Regions from separate parts of the Homo sapiens genome. Here region 2 is linked to region 1. Evidence: chromatin contacts called from ENCODE Hi-C or POLR2A ChIA-PET data. All regions are on one chromosome and are shown on one strand. The core of a region is the stretch at or near the end of the contact, and the rest is flanking DNA. Distances in the headings are between cores, read along the strand shown. Region 1 overlaps RPA3 (replication protein A3). Region 2 holds the start of RPA3 (replication protein A3).

Evidence for each region. Hi-C counts contacts between places; a loop is a spot of excess contacts on that map. ChIA-PET counts read pairs that join two places held with the same protein, here RNA polymerase II (POLR2A). Pooled maps may share reads with other maps.
Region 2: a map of psoas muscle shows a loop between it and region 1 (2.5-fold over the local background). The contact joins the promoter of RPA3 here to the enhancer-like site in region 1. A Hi-C loop is called at or near these places in 2 of 168 maps with a recorded cell type or tissue (gastrocnemius medialis and psoas muscle), 2 of 37 single-sample maps with no recorded cell type and 13 of 50 pooled maps. POLR2A ChIA-PET finds 5 or more read pairs at or near these places in 6 of 52 experiments (CD8-positive, alpha-beta T cell, GM12878, MCF 10A and 3 more).

What each region holds. Positions count from the first base shown.
Region 1 is chr7:7,679,652-7,683,166 of GRCh38, reverse strand. All of the region lies in intron 4 of RPA3 (replication protein A3), which reads left to right. All of the region lies in intron 2 of UMAD1 (UBAP1-MVB12-associated (UMA) domain containing 1), which reads right to left. Among named protein-coding and RNA genes, the nearest start is that of RPA3, 37 kb to the left of the region's middle. Within about 2 kb of position 1,531, at least 10 of the 41 ENCODE cell types and tissues checked have a DNase peak (open chromatin) inside an H3K27ac peak, as active enhancers do; they include Panc1, where a contact is called at or near this core.
Region 2 is chr7:7,716,526-7,720,226 of GRCh38, reverse strand. RPA3 (replication protein A3) reads left to right here and starts at 1,620. Exons shown (of 8, transcript NM_002947.5): 1 at 1,620-1,712. All of the region lies in intron 2 of UMAD1 (UBAP1-MVB12-associated (UMA) domain containing 1), which reads right to left.

The sequences.
Region 1 (3,515 bases), core at 282-2,781:
AAAATGAATGACTTTCCCACAATTAACTGTGCCAAACAGAAGGCTCAGTTCTGCCTCTGAGTACAGTTGGCACCTCTCCTCTTCCTTCATGCAATTGCCTTTCACTGTACATTCAAGGAGTTAAGGAAGGGTGGTGTACCCCACACGGGGATGGCCTAACCTAACTTTTTCACCTCCGAAAAACTGAAACTGAAACGCTGCTAGATTAACAGGTAAACCAGAATCAGGTAACAGTGACTGAAAATACTGTTAATTCTATCCATTAGACACACAACTCCACATTTCTTAATAGAAAAACAAGCATCTACATCATGAAGTTAGTTGAAAAATCCTGGCATACTTGCTTTGCAATTTAAAGGTCAAAAGTAAAAACACAAAAACTGCTAAGTAAATTAAATGTAAATCGAGTTTTTCTGGATATCCCGATACGTGGGTAAGGAGACAGCGATAGGGTAAGTTACTTTTTAATCCATAAACACTCTAATTTTTTAAAGATCTGGTATACATTTTTTGTAAGAACAGGCAATAAAAATAGGAAGCACATGTTGAAAACCTGTTTAGTTTTTGTCACTGTTTTAATTAAAGCCTTCAACCCTAGACAGAATCAAAGTGACTTACTGTCCCTCATTCCTTAGAATGTAAATTTTTATGTATACAGCTAAATTTCCACTTTTAAATAAAGGAAACAACACAGCGATGAAGAGACTACCTTTAAAAGTTCCATATAAAAATATGATAGTTTAAATGAAGTATGTATATGTGGTTTGGTTCCCAGAATGAGGAATTCCATAGGAGATAATCTTAAAAATAACTCACTTATTTTCAATATCTGACTGATCATTGAGACTGGAAAACAGAAGGTGAGACTAAATTACATATTTCAATGTGTTTTAAGTATTTTAAAAGGTGAAATCCAAGCTGCTGTGAATTATTAAATTCTGGTTCTAAATTCAGCAAGTGTTACAAAATAATTAGCTTAATGGAAACTAGAAGTTCTTATGCCCTACTTGAAGAAGCACCTGCATATTCTGAAAACCATGATGCATTTCCCTTGTACTGTAACCCAATTCCTTTAATCTCTACAATAGTGTTTGCCCAATTTCATTCTGCCTGCTTCAAAGTTATATTCAATATTTGGTCAACAATATTAGTGAACCAACAACAATATCTAAATTGTTCCTTTTCATTTATATCCTATTACTTTTTGTTGTTATTTTTCCTTCTTTTTGCTATAACATAATAAGCTAATTCATGCTTTTGTCTTAGTTTTGGAAGGAATTATATCCTAACATTTACGCAATATCCCTTTTCCTAACTTAAAATAACTATGAGCTTGCCACTACACTAGTAAATTTGTAATCAACTTAAAGATAATGTCTTAAAAGTACAATTAAACATGTCATAACAGGAGAAAACCCTGGTAATTACGAATAGTGCCATGCTTGCTGGATTTTTAAATAGTAGTATAAGGCTATGAAAAATCGCCACCCAGTGATGCAAATGAAAACTGCAATTTGTTTTTGTGTAAAATGAGTACCCTGGAGGATTACTTCAACTTCATTACTGAATGAAGGAATAGCTATTACCTTCTTACGTGAATAGGAACTGGTTACAAGGGAAAGGATGTTTTTCTACAAGAACTTTTTTCCCTTATTCTTATTCGGCACCACTAGACATTTTACAGAGGCTAAAAGCTTTCGAAATCTTAATGCGGAGAAAGGTTTTCTGTCCAAATGTGAGCTAACTGTATATGAACAGCCCAGATATTCCTATTACCAAAACAAGTGTCTAGACTCTGCCCAGACCTGAATTTCAAGTCATGATGTGTTGATTCCATCAACTCTGCAATGCCATCTAATAATTGTGACCTAAAACCTATTTGTGTTAAGCAGAAATGCTTGCCTAGGGGAAAAGGTATTCTCAAGTGGAAAAAAATAGATAATTTATAGCTTAAACAACATAATTTACTCTGACCTTTCTAGAAATGGGTTATAAAGGCCACATAAGGAGATAATCTAACAAATTCTGTGGTGTCCATATTGATAAAAAGTTGTTGCTACAAATATAATCATGTTTATAAGTTTTTACTTAGCTTTATCATTTAGACATCAACAAACACACAAACCAACAAAATATATTTATTTTTCTGTAATGTACGTATTGCACACGATGCCACAAAAAAAGTTATGTGGATATATGCTAACCATGATACATGTGTATGCAACTAAAAAAACTATCAGAACTAATAAATAAATTCAGTAAGGTTACGGCATACAAAATCAACATACAAAAATCAATAGCATTTTTATATGCCAACAGCAAACAATTTGAAAAAGAAACCAAGAAAGTAATCCCATTTATAAAGCTACCAGTAAAATAAAATACTTAGGAATAAATATAACCAAAGTGAAAGATCTCTAAAATAAAAATTATAAAATACTGATGAAAGCAACCAAAGAGAACACACATAAAAAAAAATGGAAAGATATTCCAAATTTATGGATTGGAAGAATCAGTATTGTTAAAATGTCCATACTACCCAAAACAATCTACAGATTCAATGCAATCACTATCAAAATACCAAAGACATTCTTCACAGAAATGGAAAAAATAATCCTAACATTTATATAGAATCACAAAAGACCCAGAGAAGCCAAAACTGTTCTAAGCAAAAACAACAAAATTAGACGAATCACACTACCTGACTTCAAATTATACTAAAAAGCTATAGTAACTAAAATAGCACAGTACCGGCATAAAAACAGACACATGGACGAATGGAACCAAATACAGAACCCAGGAATAAATTCACACATTTACAATGAACTCATTTTCAACAAGGGTGCCAAGGATATACATTGGGAAAAGGAAGTCTTGAATCAGTGGTGCTGGGAAAACTGGATATCTATATGCAGAAGAATAAAACTAGACCCCTATCTCTCGCCACATACAAAAATCAAATCAAAATGGATAAAATACGTAAATCTAAGACCTGAAACTACGAAACTACTAGAAGAAAGCATTGGGCAAATGCTACAGGACAGTAATCTGAACAAAGATTTCTTGAGTAATACCCCACAAGCACAGGCAACCAAAGCAAAAATGGACAAATGGGATTACATCAAGTTAAAAGGCTTCTGCACAACAAAAGAAATGATTAATCAACAGTAAAGAGACAACCCACAGAATGGGAGAAAATATTTGCAAACTACTCATCTGACAATGGATGAACAATCAGTATATATAAGGAACTCAAACAACTCAACAGGAAAAAATAAAATAATCCAATTTTAAAATGGGCAGGCCAGGCATAGCAGCTCACGCCTGTAATCCCAGCACTTTGGGAGGCAGAGGCAGGAAGATGGCTTGAGCCTAAGAGTTCGAAAGTGGCCTGAGTAACATAGTGAGTTATTGCCTCTTAATATGTGTGTGTGTATATATATATATATATATATTTATCTATAAATTAAATATATAAATATATATTTATCTATAAATTAAATATATAAATATAT
Region 2 (3,701 bases), core at 371-2,870, 37 kb before region 1:
TGCTCTTGTGTCCTTTATTGCAAGCTATATTTTTTTTAGCTATTTACAATTAAGATTAACAAGCAATTTCTAAGTATTCTACTTCTGAACTATACATTTGAAATAATACTTGTGACTGTATTTTAGGTTCTGTAGCACTTTTCCAAAAATGACATACATTTTCAAACAGATGGCTTTATTCATGCTTACCAAGTCCCTCTGAGGTACACTGGAAGAAGAAACTTTATTCCCTTCAAAAATAAAGGCTCAAGTCCAAGTCAAACTGAGTACTTATTAAACACCTTTAATGTTCAAGACCCAGGGAGGTACTTCTCTGAATATGGAAAGGTTAGTGTACCACTTAAACACAGTACACTGATTTACCATCTCTTGTTTGTACAGAATTAAATAGTCTAGACAATTTAATTATTTTAATTGATCAGTGTAAGTTGTTGTGAACAATTCAGAATAAAAGCTCCAAGTACAAGTACTTTCTTTCCACATTATTCTTCTCATCTTCAGTTCACATATGAAAACTAAAGCCTCCTAAACTTAAGATTATAAAGTACTGCAAAGTACAGTAGTCACTAACGTGAAAAAAAAAACTACTACTTTCCATGGCTGTCTATAGCTCAACTCTCTGAAAAATATACAGTCGGTTTGAAGTCTTTTGTGAAATCCCTTGTGAGACTCTACTGTTGACTGTGGTTAGAATACATTCAAAAGTATAATCAGATTGCATCATCACCATCACCTGCTCAGAGGCAAGTTGAAGAAACATGTGCTCATGAGGCTGAAGCTGGCTTATTGTACTACACTCTCATGTGGGCTTGCCAGAGAGATTAGTCACCATTTTGCAGCTGGTTTCAAATTCAGTTGCTGCGATACAAGTGCAGATGCAATGGCTTACCCTAATTATATTGCTCCAGTTTAATCTTTCCATTTGTAGCATACTATATACTGGATCAAATTCAAGACTCTGGATTGGTTTCAAATAGAAGAGATTTCAAAATCACACATTTGTTATCCTCTCCTAAAGCTTGCTGATCATATTTCATCATTGTATCTGCTAGATCTTCTGAATTCACCCTAAAGGTGTTTTTAGCTCTCTAAACCATCACTAAATCTTGATAATTAATAAAAATGCAGAAAAAAACAGTTCTTAAAGCTTTTTTTAACACAATAAAAGGAAAGTTATGTCATCTCCAAAAATACTCATATGTTTTTTAAAATTTCAATTTTCTTCCTCTTTGGAATTAAATATATGAGCAAATTCTAAGGAAATTAATTGTAATCAGTGGTTTCTAAACTTAACTGATGGTCAAAATCACTTGGGAAGCTTTAAAACACACATACATTTCCCCCACTTCACCCTGTACCTGTTGAGTCATAATTTAAAGAGGTTTCTTTTTAAATTAATCTAGAAGTTAAATAAAGCTAATGCTGGTATTGCTTCTGAGAGTCAGAAAGAAAAAAGAAAGGTTCCTGCCTATCTCATGCAGGTCTTTTTAACTGCCTGCTACTGTCCATATTTAATAAATGCCATCTGTCAAGAATGATGTCTATACAAAGAGATGATGTAATCAGAAGAACTTTAAAATAAAAGAAAAAATAAAATCCTAGCATCATCAGATCCACAGAAGCTACTCAGATAAGAGGCTCCAAGAGGACATTTTTGGATGTGAAAAACAATGAGAAGGAGGACAACACACATTTACAATCGTCTTAATTTTGTAAGTATCTGTTTGAATTTGTTGGATACATAGTTTTTTCCTTCAAAATAACTTAAAGGTATTATTTTGAAGACACACATAGTCAAGTTTAGATTATGCATTTTTACTCCGTTCTTATTCATTTGTTCCATGCTAGTGCTGGGAATATGGTGGTAAGAACAGACAACCCATGCCCTCACTATGCATACAGTATCATCGATGGCATTATAAAAATATCAAAATAGTTTTATGGTTAAAATAAACTATAAGAAATTCACATAAGTATATTTCAAAATACCCTTGGGGATAAAAATAACACATTCAAGTTACAGCTGACACATTATTTGGAAAAATCACTCAAGTTCTGCAATTTCTTCTTCCCAAATTAATACCAGTTTTACTTTCTTATCTGATCTAAAATTTATAACTTATTATACAACAATGTGAAGTTAATAAGTGAATGGTATATCACAGGTTATTCAACACACTGCTAAAATTAAAAATCATTGTGTCAATTCTAAAAACTAGATTTCCCTAAACTCTAAAAGCTACACAACTATGACAAACAGAATCTACAGCACTCTGTGACTCTTAATATTACAATTAAACATCAAGTTTATTAATAGAAAAGTTTGGTAAACAGATTTTCACATGACATAATGTGTCAATTTGATAATTATGGCCAATCATAAACTTAAGCATAAAAGGTGATGGTAAGATAAAAACAAAATCTTGAGGACAAAATTTCAAACTCATGCTCTCATCCAGGCCAGAGTTCCTGAACTATACAATGACAAACTAACTTCTTTGTTAAACTGCATTTTACTCTTTACAAATACAAGTAGTTTTCCAAATACTCCATGCTGTTGATGCCCCAAAGTGGGAAAAACAGATGAATTAAATAAATAGAGGCCATGTTAGCCAATGTGATTGAGACCATTTCTTCATTTAATAAAAAAATCAGTTAAAGTGGGAAATCATAAAAAATACATGCATACCTTAAACATTTTACTTCAAAACAATAAATCATATTCATTTAATAAAGTAAATACTTCTGAAGTAGCAGAGTTGTCTGAGGTAAATACCTGAGGTTATCGTCTCACGCCAAAGAAACTGAAGGACGAGGACACACAAGGAGTGAGTTTAAGAGTGGAGTTTTAATAGATGAAAGAAACAGGAGGCTGGGCGAGGTGGCTTATGCCTGTAATTCCAGCACTTTGGGATGCTGAGGCAGGCGGATCACTTGGGGTCAGGAGTTCGAGACCAGCCAGGCCAACGTGGTGAAACCCAGTCTCTACCAAAAATACGAAAATTAGCTGGGCGTGGTGGCGCATACCGGTAGTCCCAGCTACGCGGGAGGCAGAGGTGAGAGAATCGCTTGAACCCGGGAGACGGAGGTTGCAGTGAGCCAAGATCATGCCATTGCACTCCAGCCTGGGCAACAGACCAAGACTCCGTCTCAAAAAAAAAAAAAAGAAAAAAAGAAAGAAAGAAAAAGGAAAAAGAAAGAGGAAAGCTCCCTCGTGCAGAGGAAGGGGTCCCGAACGGGTTTCCGGGTTCAGGGCAAGAAGAGGTTGGTTTTATAGGAGGCGGTGTCTGATTTACATAGGGCACGAGAGATTGATCAGACCAGGTGTGCCATTTACATAGCATGCTCCGCCTCCCAGGTTCACGCCATTCTCCTGCCTCAGGCTCCCGAGTAGCTGGGATTATGGGCGCCCGCCACCATGCCCGCCTAATTTTTTTGTGCTTTTAGTAGAGACGGGGTTTCACCGTGTTAGCCAGGATGGTCTCGATCTCCTGACCTCGTGATCCGCCTGCCTCGGCCTCCCAAAGTGCTGGGATGACAGGCGTGAGCCACCGCGCCGGCCGCGCCGGCCTCCACCCTAATCTTTTACTAGGCAGATGGGTTTGCTACCTGGCCAGCACCATGTTGCCTGCCTCTTTACTGTGCACGTGGTGACAAAGAAAAGGGAAGGTGGAGCCTCCATGTTGAACATACCTGGCTTC